Regions from separate parts of the Homo sapiens genome. Here region 2 is linked to region 1. Evidence: read pairs that join two places in POLR2A ChIA-PET (ENCODE). Cell type or tissue: MCF 10A. All regions are shown on one strand. Links, peaks and the distances in the headings refer to the core of each region. The heading gives the core; the rest is flanking DNA. Region 1 has its middle 110 kb from the start of N4BP1. Region 2 has its middle 25 kb from the start of SIAH1.

What was found. ChIA-PET counts read pairs that join two places held together with the same protein. Peaks named below come from ENCODE experiments on the same cell type or tissue, not always from the same donor. Only the 100,000 strongest peaks of a DNase experiment are listed, where the experiment ranks them.
Region 2: POLR2A ChIA-PET joins it to region 1 with 20 read pairs; 2 of 35 experiments call an interaction of 5 or more read pairs at or near these places.

Annotation. Positions count from the first base shown.
Region 1 is chr16:48,494,870-48,503,201 of GRCh38, reverse strand. It overlaps the pseudogene MOCS1P1. Among named protein-coding and RNA genes, the nearest start is that of N4BP1, 110 kb to the left of the region's middle. In MCF 10A, for the core only: no CTCF peak of the experiment used is centred there; DNase peaks (open chromatin) are centred at 3,201 and 3,711.
Region 2 is chr16:48,406,065-48,414,396 of GRCh38, reverse strand. No RefSeq gene overlaps it. Among named protein-coding and RNA genes, the nearest start is that of SIAH1, 25 kb to the right of the region's middle. In MCF 10A, for the core only: no CTCF peak of the experiment used is centred there; DNase peaks (open chromatin) are centred at 336, 3,916 and 4,216.

The sequences.
Region 1 (8,332 bases), core at 46-8,045:
GTTCTTGCCTTAAGCTATCTCTGGCCAACACCTGAAGGGCAACAGGAGAGAAGGACATCGGGGGGGCATAGGGCCTCCAATAAGGAGGTGAAAGGGTGTAAGATGGACATTTTCCAGACTTTTCAGTTTTTAAGCCTCAGAGACTCGAATTGGAGGTTGAGGCCTCCTGAAAAGGCCTTCCTGGAAAGAGACCTCTGAGCATTGTCTTCTGTGGGAGGATGGTTCCATGGCTGTGCTATGCTGAGGCTGGTGGGTAGGGAAGTCTAGGCACAGTGAGTGGGTGTACAAAGATGAAATCCCTCTAGGGACAGTGTGCTCATTTATATTAAAAGCTTAAAAAAGTATTTACTTTTTCTTTTTTTTTAAGACTCACAGTCTCACTCTGTCACGATCATAGCTCACTGCAGCATGGAACTCCTGGGCTCAAGCGATCCTCCCGCCTCAGCTTCCTGAGTAGCTGGAACTATAGTCATGTGCCACCACACTGGCTAATTTATTTTCTTTTAGTTTTTTACAGACAGACATCTTATGTTGCCCAGGCTGGCCTTGAACTCATGGCCTCAAGCGATCCTCCTGCCTCACCCTCCCAAAGTGCTGGGATTATAGGTGTGAGCCACTGCTCCCAGCTGCACTTACCTTTTTTCCCAGTCTTTCTATGCCTCCTCTGTGCTGAGCTTTATTAGAGCACTGTATATACTAAGTCCTCAACAAATAAGTAAAAATAACAGTTACAAAATGATATGTAGAGGTTGATCCTAAGGATGCATCTATCTAGAGAATAGGAGAGACTTTTATGTTCCTAGTGTTTGTCTTCATCCTTCCTTCTAATTTTTTGTTTGCTGTTGCTGTTTTTGAGTAGATATATGTAGAGAAAGCCACTGTTCTTGTTTCTCTGAGATTCACTCCCCTTCTTTTGGTAACTACAATCCTGACTTCTCACCCCCACAATCAGGAAGGTGATCATGTGACTTGGGCCTGGCTTATTAGAATCTGCCCAGTAGGTCACAGTGATTGGTCCAGAGATGAGCACATGACTCAACATGATCATGCGACTTGGATGTGGCCTATCAGAATCCTTCCATTAGGCAATAGTGATTGGCCCAGGGATGAACACATGACTCAAACCAGGCCAAATGGGATCCAGTTAGTGGGAAGGAGAAACTTTTTCACAGATGTGAACCCTCAGTAGGTGAACCTGGTGCTGTCGGCAACCAACCTACCTCCCAGCTCCCAGATGGGGGCTGCTTCCTTCCTCATGATGAGGATGGTATGTGAAATCCAGGCTGAAATCCTCCAGACTCTCAACCACAGCTCTGAAGCCTGCCGTCATTGTCCCTTTGGGCCGTGTAAGCCTTCCAGACCCATCGGGCCTCACTTGCTATGTTGCTTGGAGAAAATAACACTGAGGCAGGAACTAAGAACGCGGTGAGGATTGGCAAGAGGAGACCGCAGGGAAGAACCTTGTCAGTCTTGCACTTGGTGGGAAATTAGGCGCTGAAGGCTTTGGACAGCTGCCAGGTTCTTCTGTCCAGCCCCTGTGGCTCTTGAGTAGGTGAAGTTCCCTTGAGTGGGTGGCGGGCAGCGAGGACACGGAAGGGTTAGAATGCTTGAGGAAAGTAGAGAGAAAATGTGGGATTGTTATAAAATGCAGATAGAATGAGATAAGACCTTGCTGAGCCTGAAAAATTAAATATGCACAGATTGACTTCAAGTAGGTCTTTGGCAGGGTTAAAAGCCAGAGGTTTTGCTCCTCACTCTAAGCAGGAAATCGTTTGTGCAAAATAACAGGACATTTAAAAAGACCATTTTTCTGGATTCGGCGAGCACCAGAAGTAGCCAAAGAGGCTAAAGTTACTTCTAAACCCATTTGTTTTAGGTTCTGCTTATGAACCTGGTAGAAACTGTAGGGAAACCCAAGCGGGGTGGGGCAGGGGTGAGACACACAAGTTCCCACCCCACTCTGTGCGCACTCTAAGCCATTAAACCTTCAACCAGCTGCTGACGTCAGAGGGCACCTAATGAAAATGCGTCCGAGACCGGGTGCAGTGGCTCACACCTGTAACCCCAGCACTTGGGGAGGCCGGGGTGGGTGGGTTGCTTGAGCTCAGGAGTTCGAGACCAGCCTGAGCAACATGAGGAAATCCCCGCCTCTACAAAAAAAATAAAAATAAAAAAATTAGCCGGGTGTTGTGGCACACACCTGTAGTCCCAGCTACCTGGGAGGATCGCTGGAGCCTGGGAGGCAGAGTTGAAAGTGAGCCGAGATCGTACCACTACACTCCAGCCTGGGTGACAGAGTGAGACCTTGTCAGAAAAAAAAAAGAAGAAGAAGAAGAAGACAGAGAGGAGAGAACGAAAGAAAGAAAGAAAAGAAAATCGAGAAAGAAAGAAAGGGCCGGGCGCAGTGGCTTACGCTTGTAATCCCAGCACTTTGGGAGGCCGAGGCGGGTGGATCGCGAGGTCAGGAGTTCGAGACTAGCCTGACCAACATGGTGAAACCACGTCTCTACTAAAAATACAAAAATTAGCTGGGCGTGGTGGCGGGCGCCTGTAATCCCAGCTACTCGGGAGGCTGAGGCAGGAGAATCACTTGAACCTGGGAGGCGGAGGTTTCAGTGAGCCGAGATCACATCACTGCACTCCAGCCTGGGCAACAGAGCAAGACTCCATCTCAGAAAAAGAGAAAGAAAAGAAAATATGTCTACATTTTGTTTTTAAGTTGCATTTTGTAGGAGTTGAAACTGGATTCTTCAGGAGCAGTTGCTCAGAAATCTTGAATTTGAGGCCTTTCATACTCATTTGCAGGAAGAAAGTGTTCTCCCCAGGAAAATGGATTGCTCAGCTGAAAGCATAAACTTCTATTTTGATATCTGCAGAGTTCATGTACACGTGGCTGTGTACATTTGTCCTACTGGTTTGGAATTTAGATCTGGATTGATGTGACAGCTTACTGCTGTTTAACACTCTCCTTTCTCTTGCTAAAAAGCTCTTAAATGGTTTTAGAGGTTATTTGTGAGTTATGACATGCTCCTCACTTTTTCAGGGTTATGAAAAACATTGTGTTAGTCATGAGCCTGAAGAATTATAAATGTGTGATTTTAGTTAAGAATGTGCTTTTTATTTTTCTTTTTTCCTATTTACTTAGAAGCTAGTTTTCAGTCTCTGACATCACGTTGGCAGACGCCAGCAGGAAAAGAAAGGGATTTAATTTGGCAGCTTGCCTGGAAATAAGAGAGAAAAGTTCTTGCTTACATGAGTTGCTAGCTTATCCAAGGCTACAAAGAAAGAAAGATTCTTATGTCACTTTTTTCCTTTAAATTTTCTTTAAAAATTTTACCAAAGTAATACAGATACATTTAAAATATATATATATATGTATGTCTCAAAGGATCCAGAAGGACTAATAATGAAAAACAATTGCCCTCCCAAGTCCTCTTCCTGCTCCTAAGAAGGAGTCTCTTTCAACTTTGCCTTTTGATGGATCCTTCCATGCCTCTAATACTCAGCTTATAAAGCTGTTTCTGTGTTTTTTTTTAATTTTTATTTATGAGGTATAATTCACATACCATTAAATTCATCCTTTTAAAGAGTGCAATTCAGTGGGGTTTTGTATATTCATAAAGTTGTGCAACTATCACCACTATCTAGTTTTAGGATGTTTTCATCATGCCAAAAGGAAACCCGATATCCATTAGGCAATCATTCCCCATTGCCCCTCCCCCAACCCCAGGCAACTACTCATCTATTTACTTACTTACTTTATTTATTTATTTATTTATTGCATATGCAAAGTTGGCATCGTAGCTTTATTTGTGCACTGTGAGGGTGAAGGCAATCTATCGTCAACTCTTCTTTCCCTGATATGCTCCAGAATAAAGAGGGGTGGGTGGAACAGCCATGAGCAGGGCCAGTTGTGGGCTATGTGGTCTGTCAGGAGTCCTTAGGGCTGTGGCCCACGTGTTCACATCCCGTTTCAGAGGAGGGGGGCCTGAGAAAAGGGGGCCAGCAGGACCAGGCAACTGTTAAGCTGAAAAGCTGCAAGTTTGATGGGACATAGACTTGGGCAGAAGGGAGATAAAGTCAGGACAGGGCAGGGCTGTGGCTTCACAGACTTAGGGAGGCAGAGCTGCTGGGGAGATGCATTCTTCAGGCAAGCTTGGGCTTTACTCTCCTCAAAGTGGGTTCCTCCGCTTAATGAGCCCTTAATCTCTCCCCAGGAAAGTAGGAGAAGAGAAAACCCAAAATGAGAAGGAACATTTCTGGGCTGGACTGTCTGAGACTGTTTGTCTGAAATAGTCCAGAAAGAACATGATTTCTCAGTTATCTAGCATTGCTTGTTGCAGTCTGGCTCCCATGAACTTAGTGTCCTGGAAGGCTTAAGGGCCTCCTGGTATCCTCCCTATAGAAAGGAAGCCCCATTGGTCATTAAAGATCATCTAGCAGCAGGCCTAGTAGTAGAGCAGGCTGACTTCAGGTTTACTGCTCAAGGTAAACAGTGACTGTGATGAAAGGAACTTGATGTCTTTCCCTCAGCTTAAATTGCACCCCATCTTCAGACCTGGCTGGGCCATGGGTGAGAAGGGCAGAAGCTAAACCCAATGGAAGTCCCCCCACTGAACTCCAGTCTTGCTAATGAGCTTGATCTCCTCCAACACGATGTCCCTGCTGATAGCCTTGCACATGTCACACAGGGTGAGGGCGGCCACTGCAGCAGAGGTCAGGGCCTCCATTTCCACCCTGGTGGGGGCCCCGAGCCTGGCAAGATGCCCAGATCTCCACAGCATGGCATGTGCTGTCCAGCTCCAGCTGCACCTGGACGTGGCTCAGGGCCACGTGGTGGCACAGAGGGATCAGCTGGCTGGTCACCTTGGCTGCCCGGACTCCAGCCAGCTGGGCCACCACCAGGGCATCTCCTTTCTTGAGCTGGTTCTGCTGGACAAGCTTGAAGGCTACAGGCCCCAGGATGACCATGGCTGAGGCCACAGCCAACCACTCTGTGTCTGGCTTCCTGCCCACATCTACCATAGCTTCCCGTCCTTCCAAATCCACATGAGTTAGTTGTTCTGAGTTTAGCTGGTGTCCTGAGGGGGCAGCAGGAGCCCAGGAACCTGGGCTAAGGCACTTTGAGTTGGCATCTGAGTCTGCATGGGAAGTGTAGTGTCTCTGAAAGGAGCCAGAACCTAGCTGCTGCTGGGCTAGAAGAGGGGTCTGGGGTACCCTGTATCCTTTCCATAAAGTGGCCATCTGACTGGAGAAATTCATTCTGGATCTCAGACCTTGAACATGGAGGGGGTCCCAGGAGGAAATGCTTGGATTGGCTGGTGGGGAATCGTGGAACATCAAAAATGTCTTGATGGGGGTCACCCACCGATGAGGATCATGGGCCAGTTCTTCATCTGGGAAATACTGAACATGCCTGCATGCTGCTGCTTCTTCCTGCCCACGGCAGCGCCAATGATTCTCAGCAGCTCCTGCTTGGAGGCCCCAGATCACAGTGATCCCGTAGAGATACCTCAGAGTTTCCAAAGAGGCAGACCTTGAGGTTCCCGTCAGCTGTGATTTGCAGGTGGTTGCAGGTCCCACAGAAATGCTCAGACATGGACATGATGAAGCTGATCTGGCCTTGGAAGCCAGGGATTTTAAAGGCCTTGGCTGTCCTGGATTCCTGCTCTGACAGCTTCTCCAACTCTGGCCACAGCTGCCATACAGTTTCTAGCATCTCCTTATAGCGACCATCTTCTTGAAGTTCCACTTGTTGCCATCAAAGGGCATGTACTCTATGAAGGCCACGTCCAGGGGGAGGCCCTTGATCAAGGCCGCAAAGTCCAGGAGTTCATCCTCGTTAAGGCCTCGCGTCACCACACAGTTCACCTTCACAGGGTTGTAGCCTGGCTCATTGGCCTTGTGGATGCCCTCCATGACCTTGTGGAAGCCTTTCCTGCGGACAATGAACTCAAACTTGGCAGGCACCAGTGTGTCCAGGCTGATGTTGATGGCGCTGAGACCAGCCCTCTGAAGCTGGGGCAGCAGCCGGGCCAGGTTGATGCCATTGGTGGTGACACCAATGGTCCTCAGCCCTTCCAGTCGCTGGAGCTGGGCCACAATGTCCACCTCGTCCGGCTGGATGAGCGGCTCTCCGCCCATGAGCCAGATCTTTTCGACGCCTTCCTTCACAAAAAGCCAGGCGAGGGTCAGGATCTCTTTTGTGGTCAACATCTCTTCTGTGGTCAGCAGGTTGGCCTTGGGGGTCAGCGGGACCCCTTCCTCCGGCATGCAGTACTGACATCTGAGGTTGCACTTCTCCGGGAGGGAGATCCGCAGGTAGCTGTGCTGCCCGCCGAAGCTGTCTGTGAGGAAGGCGGAGAAGGGGGCCTCGTGCTCCCGCGAGAACTGCCTCCACCTGGACAGCTCCTGTGAGGCAGCTTGCGGGGACTCGCCCGGGCGGGGCGGCATCACCGGAACCCGTGAGCTGCAGCTCCGTGGCGTTGGACCTTAGGAGCCGGCGCAGCATCCGGGACAGCGGCCGCGCCACCGTGAAGCCTGATCCCGGCAGAGCTGCGGCCCTCAGCCGGCTTCGGGAGCACACTGGCCGGGCAAAAGCGATTCTCCTGCCTCAGCCTCTTGAGTAGCTGAGATCACAGGCATGCACCACTACGCCCGGCTAATTTTTTGTATATAGAGTAGAGGTGGTGTTTCACCATGTTGGCCAGTCTGGCCTCGAACTCCTGACCTCAAATGCTCTGCCTGCCTCGGCCTCCCAAAGTGCTGAAATTACAGGGGTGAGCCACCGCGCCAGGCACATCTACTTTATGTTTCTATAGATTTACCTTTTCTGGACATTTCATACAAATGGAATCACATAATATGTAACCTTGTATGATTGGCTTCTATCACTTAGTGTAATGATTTCAGGGTTCATCCATGTCGTAGCGTGTGTCAGTGCCCCATTACTTTATGACAGCTGGTCATAAAGTAATGTATGCATAGACTACATTGTATGTATAGACTACATTTCGTTTATCCGTTCATTAGTTGGTGGACATTTACACTGTTTCCACCTGGGGCTATTATGAATAACGCTGCTGTGAGCGTTCATATATAAGTGTTTGTGTGCACATATGTTTTCAATTCTTTTGGAGATATATATACAACTGTTTTTATTCATCCCTTTATACTTCCTGTTATGAGAGATGAGGATTTAGCTTGTTTACAGTATTCTCTTTCCTTCCCATCTCTATCCTACCAGTAATCTATTTTTCTTCTTCCTTTTATTACATTCGTAACTGTAGTAATTGTGATTGATTTTCACTCAGATAACAAAAACCTGCCTACAGCAGCTTAAACACACAGGGAGAAATTTGTACTCACTAAACAAGTCCTGCTTATTGTTGGTTCAGCTGCCAAAAACTGCCAGCAGGGACCCAGTTTAAAATAAAATAAAAATTTAAATAAATTTTTTATTTTATGCCTTCCCTGTCTTTCCTGTCTGCCATCCTTAACAGGCTAGTTTTTATATTCATGCTTGTCTTCATTTGATTACAAGTTGGTGGCCACAACTCCAAACATCACAGCTTCATACAAACAGGAAAAAGAGGAGAGTAGGCAGGAAACAAGAGCTATGTCTGTCACCTTTCATCAATAAAGTACAAGCTTTCTTAGACCTCCTCTCACAAACCCTCTAGCAAAGCAAACTTCCACTTAAATCTCACTGGCCAGAACTAAGTCACATGACCACACATAGCTGCAAGGGAACCTGGAAAAACCTACAAGAAACTGGATTGACTAATTGGCTTATATCAATAGTTCTCAACCCTCGTTACATATTAGAATCTCCTAGGGATATTTTTAAGTGTACGTCTCTGAACATGGTCTTATCCTAGGGTCAGTGGTTCTCAACCAAGGGTAAGTTAGCAATGTTTGTGTACAGTCTTGATCCTTGTAACTGGGGGCGAGGTGCGCCCACCATTAAGTGGATAGAGGCCAGGATGGTGTAAAACACCCTACAACACACAGAACAGCCCCCAACAACACAGAATTATTCTCTTCAAAATGTCAGTAGTGTCAAGTTGAGAAACCTTGCCCTAGACCAATTAAATTATAATCTCTTCTACGTGGTTGCAATGTGCAGCCAGGGTTAAGATTCACTGGTTTCTGAATGATCCATTACATATCATGATTACACCATATTGATGCCCTGAACAAAACTAGGGTTCTGTTACAAGGAAGTAAAGGGGAATAAATATTGGTTATGTAGTGTGTCTGCTCCAGTAACTTTGGTCATATGCTAACAGTTTTACTTCTAATTCTATTAATTATGTAGTGTCTTTTGGTT
Region 2 (8,332 bases), core at 317-8,316, 89 kb after region 1:
GAGCCCAAGAGTTTGAGGCTGCAGTAAACTATGATCACACCACTGCATTCACCTGGACAACAGAGCAAGACTCTGTGTCTAAAAAAAAATTTTACTTATATAAAAATAATTGAAGTGTTGATTTTTAAAAATGAAAGTAAGTAGAGTAGTTGCAGACTTCCTAACTGGCTCAGGGGTACTGAGGGGATGGTCCTGGCGGCTGGCCCTGTGCACATTTCAGCAAGTTGGCAGTCTTGCAGTCTTCCCCTCCTGACACTGCAGTTCCTACACCTTCTTAGAATTTCAGGCCATCTCAGCTTTCCCCCAAGTGACTCAGGAAGGGGAGTTTCCCATGCAAGGCTGTTTGCTGGCAACCCACAAGTATGATTCGGAAAGGATGCATCAATTTCAGATCCAGATCTGGCCAATTACACCATCACATTAAGAACAAATCTTAGGCCGGGCGCGGTGGCTCATGCCTGTAATCCCAGCACTTTGGGAATCCGAGGCAGGCAGATCACCTGAGGTCAGGGGTTCGAGACCAGCCTGGCCAACATGACAAAACCCCGTCTCTACTAAAAATACAAAAATTAGCTGGGCGTGGTGGTGCATGCCTATAATCCCAGCTACTGGGGAGTCTGAGGCAGGAGAATTGCTTGAACCTGGGAAGCAGAGGTTGCAGTGAGCTGAGATCACGCCACTGCACTCCAGCTTGGGCAACAGAGTGAGACTGTCTCAACTGAAAAAAAAAAAAAAAAGAACAAACCTTGATGGGAGGTGTGGGGGCAGGCGAGTGGGGTTTAGGAGGGACTCCTGGTTTCTGTTTTGTTGTTCTTTGTTTTTTGGAGTGTGTGTGTGTGTTTACATTTCCACATGATTTGAATTTTTACAATGTGTATACATTGCTTTTGCAAACAGAAAATTTTAAATATATAAACAGTACTTGAAAAACTGCCAGGTGCAACCAGCCTACCCAGGGCCGATTCTGTGTCCTACATGTAGAAGAGGGCCCAGCCCTTTAGATAAAAGGTGTGGCCAGGCACAGTGTCCCACATCTATAATCCCAGTACTTTGGAGGCTGAGGAAGGAGGATTACTGGAGCCCAGGAGTTAAATGACCAGCATGGGCAACATAGGGACCCCATCTCTAGGAAACAAAAATTTTTTAATTGGCCGGGTGCAGTGGCTCTTGCCTGTAATCCCAGCACTTTGGGAGACTGAAGCAGGCAGACCACTTGAAGGCAGGAGTTTGAGACCAGCCTGGCCAACATGGTAAAACCCTGCCTCTACTAAAAATGCAAAAATTAGCTGGACATACTGGTGCATGGCTGTAATCCCAGCTACTGGGGGGCTGAGGCAGAAGAATCACTTGAACCCAGGAGGCGGAGGTTGCAGTGAGCGGAGATCGCGCCACTGCACTCTAGCCTGGCCATGATAGCGCCTCAGCACTCCAGCCTGGGTGACAGAGCAAGACCTTGTATAAAAAAAAAAAAAAGATAAGAAGTGATATGCATCCAGAGAGCTCAAATGTGATTCAGGGGCACATCCAGGTTAAAACCCATGCTTAGGCAAAAGGGAACCACAAAGGATTTTGGGGGGTTTTGGTTTTGTTTTCTATCTAAAAGGAAAACGCAGGACACAGAGTTTTGAGGTGGATAATACAGTGTCTGGTCCTGGGCAAGCATGAGTGTTCCTAAATTGTTCTCTAGGCTTGCCCCAGGCATATTTTAAGTTTCCTGTAAGCATTCCAGGCTTAACGATGGATTTTTCCTAATTCATCCTGAGCACACCCTCCACCCTTCTCCCCAGTCTTTATATCTGTCTTAGTTTGGGCTATTATGGCTAAGTACCTTAGACTGGGTGGCTTATAAACAGCAGCAATATATTTCTCACAGTTCTGGGGGCTAGAAGTCTGAGATCAGGGTCCAAGCATGTAGGATTCTGGTGAAGTCCTTCATCCAGGTTGCAGACTGCCGACTTCTCATCGTGTCCTCACAAGGTGGGAAGAGGGCTGAAGGGAGCTCTCTGGAGTCTCTTTTATGACACTAATCTCATTCGTGGGGGGATCCACCCTCACGACCTAATTACCTCTCAAAGGCCCCACCTCCTATTACCATCATATTGGGAATTTTGGGGGGTGGATGCAAACATGCAGTCCATTGCACCATCATCACAAATGGCATCTACCTAGTGCCCAAGCAAGACACTTCAGTGTTTTTTTTTTTGTTTTTTTGGTTTTTTGATTTGTTTTTGAGACGGAGCCTTGCTCTGTCACCCAGGCTGAAGTGCAGTGGCATGATCTCAGCTCACTGCAACTTCTGCCTTCTGGGTTCAAGTAGTTCTCCTGCCTCAGCCTCCCAAAAAGGTGGGGTTACAGGCATGCGCCAACGTGCCCAGCTAATTTTTGTATTTTTAATAGAGATGGGGTTTCGCCATGTTGGCCAGGCTGGTCTCAAACTCCTGACCTCAAGCAATCCACCCAACTCGGCCTCCCAAAGTGCTAGGATTACAGGTGTAAGCCACTGCACCTGGCCCACTTAAGTATTTTAATTTTTCCTTTTTGCTCACCTCCTATATGCAATCCATAGCTAGTCCTATGGATTTTATCCCCACAATGTACCTCTAGGTTACCTTCTTCTGTCTACACCCAAGCTACAACCAAAGCCCAGATCATCCCTCACCTGGTCACTGCTACAGGCTGTCTGGTCTCCCTGACGCTGATGGTGCCCCTCTCCAACCCCTTGTGGATTTAGCATCCAGAATGCTCTTGCCCAGACACAAACCTGCTTGTCTGCTTACACTCTTGAATGGCTCCCCACCCATAAGATAAAACAGGAGCTCTGTAGCATGGTCTGCAGGACTGTCCCTGAACTCACCTCTTATTATTCCCCATATGCATCCACGGGCACTCTCCACAGGGATTCGTATCGGCACTGTCACGCTTCCACATCTGCATGTGCTTGTACTTCTGGGATCTGATTTTCATCTCCCTTTTTGTCCCCTCACCTCTCAGAATTTTTGTTGTTGTTGTTTTTACACAGAGTCTCACTCTGTTGCCCAGGCTGGAGTACAGTGGTGCAATCTTGGCTCACTGCAGCCTCTGCCTCCCGAGTTCAACCTCCCTGTAGCTGGGATTACAGGTGTGCACTACCATGCCCAGCTAATTTTTGTACTCTTAGTAAAGGTGGGGTTTCTTATAAATAATAATAAGAAGGCCGGGTGTGGTGGCGCATGCCTATAATCCAGCACTTTGGGAGGCTGAGGCTGGTGGGTCACTTGAAGTCAGGATTTCAAGACCAGCCTGGCTAACATGGTGAAACCCCATCTCTACTAAAAATACAAAAATTAGCCAGGTGTAGTGGTGCATGCCTGTAGTCCCAGCTACTTGGTAAGCTGAGGCATAAGAATCGGTTCAACCCAGGAGGCAGAGGTTGCAGTGAGCCAAGATCGTGCCACTGCACTCCAGCATGGGTGGCAGAGGGAGACTTCTGTCTCAAAAAAAAAAAAAAAAAAAAAGAAGAGTGTAGGGCTCGAAAACTAGTAATGCTAATTAACTAACTCTGAGAACATCACATCTACCACCCATCTTTCTCTAACCATCTAATTTTGTTAGCCATAAATACATTTTTGAGCTGCTTATTCCTGAATCCAACTCTTGCATAAATTGTTGTGAACAAATACATGCATTGCTCAGTTCTATTGAACCACATGTGAAGACGGTGGGGAAGGCTGGTGGTCCCAGACTGTTTTGGTGCTCTATTCGGGGGTAGATAATTTCCTGAACTGGGCCTAATTGCTTTGGCTGCCAAGTAACAATTTGTTTTTAGTGGAAAACTTGGCCGAGGCAAGGCTTGTGCAATTGTGCCCTCGCCCTTACCTAAGGAATTCTGTGCACAGAGGCTGTCCTGTAGCTTCTGAGGTAGTCATGTGTGTAGACACACACCTGTAATTAGTGTTCAGGAGGTGCAGAGGGAGGTCACAAAATCCTTGTGTGAGTGCCAAGGAAGGGGCAGGACTAGAGAAGGGAGGCTCCTGGCCTGCACTGGGAGCTCAAGGGCAGAGCCCACTTCCTGGATGTCACCCACGCTTGAGCTCTGAAAGACCCCAAGGAAGCCACCTCGCTGATGAGGAAGGGCGGATGAGAGGAACGCTGAGGGGGTAGAATGCATGTGGCTTCTGGCAGCCTCTCTCTGAGGATTGCTCAAGTGTGTATGCCATGAACCTTGGCCTGCTTCTGATTTGTTGCTGCATATTGGATAGTTAGTATGTGCAGCAGCCTGGGTGACTCATGAAAGTGACTGATAAGCCCTCTCTCTCTTTGCAGTAAGGGCAGATTCTAGCATTTGAGTCCACTTTGGGAAGGGTGGTGTGTGAGGTCAACGTAGAATATTCCAGGCTGGCCAGGCATGGTTGGCCCATGCCTATAATCCCAGCATTTAGGGAGGCCGAGGCGGTTGGATGGCTTGAGCTCAGAAGCGTGTCTGTAGTCCCAGCTACTTGGGAGGCTGAGGTGGGAGGATCGCTTGAGCCCGGGAGGAGAAGATTGCAGTGAGCTAAGATCAAGCCACTGTACTCCAGCCTGGGCAACAGAAGGAAATTCTGTCTAAAAAAAAAAAAAAAAAAAGATATTCCAGGTCGTCTTGAAGTTCTCTCTTGACAAAGTTCTCTTAAGTTCCATCTAACAAACAGTTTTGTCTATTTGTTTTTATTAAAAGGAGGAAGAAAACAAAGAGAAAAGAAAGCTCTTACTTTTCCCTCCTAGGATTATAAGAAACATTACCCAATTTTAAAGGACTTCAAATTCAAATGTTGAAAGTCAGATGTTAAATAAGGTTTGTAGGCTGGGCTTGGTGGCTCACGCCTATAATCTCAGCACTTTGGGAGACCAAGGTGGGCAGATCCCTGAGGTCAGGAGTTTGAGACCAGCCTGGCCAACATGGTGAAACTCTATCTCTACTAAAAATACAAAAATTAGCCAGACATGGTGGCACACACCTGAAGTCTCAGCTACTCAGGAGGCTGAGGCAGGAGAATCACTTGAACCCGGGAGGTGGAGGTTGCAGTGAGCCAAGATCACACCACTGCACTCCAGCCTGGGTGACAGAGTAAGACTCTGTCTCAAAAAAATAAAATAAAAAATAAATAAGGGTTTGTAGAGATATCCTATAAACATAGAAGTTTCTCCAGCTCTAACATTTTAAAATTCTATGAATCTCAGATTTGTGTCACTCCAATATGTCCAGTAAAGTAGAAGGAAATATGACTTTGAAATTCACTAAAATGAAAAGATGGAAGCTGTATCTTTGCTGAATCCATGTCCTGAAATAGCTTTATAGGACAGGTAAAGCATTTCTGTTCATCTCTCCAGTAAATACTCGCATCTTGCAGCTGCCTCTCCGCGACCAGGGAAAGGAGAGCAGGCTTCCCAAGGAGGAGTGAAGTGGAGTCATTTCACAGGCACCCAGCCTCCCCTCACCCTGTTCTCTTTCTTCCTCTACAGTTGCCTTTCCCTGCAGTGGGACTGGCAGCCATCCAACACTTCTGCATTCTTCCAGTTGTCTCCCTTGTGTGGCCTTCCTTAGCTGCTTAGCACCATGACTCCACAAACCCACAAACACACAGCAGCCATCAGTTTAGTCCACATTTCTTAGGCATTAAAGACCCAATCTGGGCCGGGCGTGGTGGCTCATGCCTGTAATCCCAGCACTTTGGAAGGCCGAGGTGAGCGGATCACCTTAGGCTAGGACTTCGAGACCAGCCTGGTCAATATGGTGAAACCCCATCTGTACTAAAAATGAAAAAATTATCCAGGCATGGTGGCACATGTCTGTAATCCCAGCTACTCAGGAGGCTGAGGCAGGTGAATTGTTTGAACCTGGGAAGCCAAGGTTGCAGTGAGCCAAGATGGTGCCATTGCTCTCCAGCCTGGGTGACAGAGCAAGACTCTGTCTCAAAAAAAAAGACCCAATCTGACTCCAGTTGATGTGTCCAGATTTACCTCCCCAAAACAATCCCCTTATCCAGCCTCCATTTCCCTGTGCCCCTCCAGCATGCATGCCCCCTCTCCTCCCCTCTCCACACTCCCTTTCTCCTCCCATCTCCTGCATCCAACTGAAGCACTGCCTTCTCTTTCTGATGTGCCCCTACACCGAGTCTCAATTTTTCCATGCATGCTTTTTTTTTTTGAGACAGGATCTCACAGTGGTGTTATCACAGCTCACTGCAGCCTCAACCTCCTGGGCTCAGATGATCCTCCCACCTCAGCCTCCCAAGTAGCTGGGACTCTAGGTGTGCACCACCAAGTCCAGCTAATTTTTTTTTTTTTTTTTTTTTTTGGAGAGACAGTGGTCTCACTATGTTGCTCAGGCTGGTCTTGAACTCTTAAACTCAAACCATTCTCCAGCCTCAGCCTCCTAAACTGCTGGGATTACAGAGGTGAGCCACTGTGCCTAGCCTTACTTCTGCATTTATTCAAATGATCGTGTTCTAGTCACCTCCCTGGTGAGATGGTAGATTCCTTGAGGGTAGGGATGAAAGCTCATGCATTTTTCTATTCTCCACTGAACTTAGTACAGGAAGCAAAACAATATATTTTTTAATGGGTGAATGAATTTGTAAAAACTTTTTATTTGGTCCAATTACTGATTTTCCCCCTCTCACAAAACAAACTATTTTTTTGTAACACAGGAGGAAGAGGAGGGACTAATATCTGAAATGTTTACCTGGCCCTGAAATTTTCTCTCCTTTTATTTGATATGAGAACTTATCTTTGTCTTTATAATAAATTATATCTTATTTTTAGTATTAAAAAATCTTCTCAGCTGGGCTCTGTGACTCATGCCTGTAATCCCAGCACTTGGGAGGCTGAGGCGGGCAGATCACCTGAAGTCAGGAGTTTAAGACCAGCCTGGCCAACATGGTGAAACCCCGTCTCTACAAAAATACAAAAATTAGCTGGGCATGATGGCAGATACCTGTAATCCCAGCTACTGAGGAGGCTGAGGCAGGAGAATCACTTGAACCTGGGAGGCAGAGGTTGCAGTGAGCCGAGATGGTGCCATTGCACTCCAGTCTTGGTGACACAGTAAGACTCCGTCTCAAAAATAAAATAAAAATAAAAATAAAACCTTCTCATTATAGGCCAGGCGTGGTGCTGACACCTGTAATCCCAGCACTCTGGGGGACTGAGGTGGGTGGATGGCTTGAGCCCAGGAGTTCTAGACCAGCCTGGGCAACATAGTGAGACCCCCATCTGTATAAAAAATTTAAAAATTAGCTGGGTGTGGTGGTGCATGCCTGTTGTCCTAGTTACTTGGGATGCTGAGGAGGGAAGATCGCTTGAGTCCAGGAGTTTGAGACTACAGTGAGCTAAGATCACAGCACTGCACTGCAGCCTTAGCAACAGACCAAGACCCTGTCTCAAGTAAATAAATAACTTTTTATTATAAAGTCATACAACAAGTTATTTAATAAATTATAACAATACACAAGCGTGTTGTGTGGGAACAAAATTCCCCCACCCCAGGTTGCTCTTTCAGGATTATGAAAGAGAAACTCCATGATGCTGCCCAGAGCCATGGATTAGGGGGGATATCGGTCTAGATGAGCGTACAAAACGTACTACCCACTATGAGTGCATATGGCAAGACCTTTACTTCCCAGATGGAAGTTCCCTGAGCCTAAGGAATCCATCTGACTTGTGCAGCTTCTGAGCTCGCTGGATCTGTTCTATTCTCTGTGCAGTGGGGCTGACCATGGTGACTATCTCATAGGGTGGTAATGATACTGCAGGAGCATGGGAGTTGCTCAGCACAGCATCTGGCCCAAAGCAAGGGTTCAACCCATGTTTGCAGTCAAAATACAGCATGGCCCAGAGAACAACGTTGCTTGGACACCTGTAATCCCAGCACTTTGGGAGGCCGAGGCAGGTGGATCACCTGAAGTCAGGAGTTCAAGACCAGCCTGGCCAACATGGTGAAACCCCATCTCTACTAAAAATACAAAAATTAGCCAGGTGTGATGGCTCATGCCTATAGTCACAGCAACTCCGGAGGCTGACGCAGGAGAACCACTTGAACCCAGGAGGCAGAGGTTACAGTGAGTTGAGATCACACCACTGCACTCCAGCCTGGGCGAGATAGCGAGAAAAAAGAAAAAAAAGGTTGGAGAGCAGAGACTGAAGGCTGAGGGGAGTGCAGCATGGCTTCAACTGTCCTTCCTAGCATGTTTGACAGAGTCAGTGACTTGTAATTGAAAGTGGTAAAGAAATAAAGGAGATAGGGAGGCTGAGTGGTGGAAAGAAATGAACTTCGGACCCAGACAGACCTCAGTGTGAAGGCCAACTACATGACTGC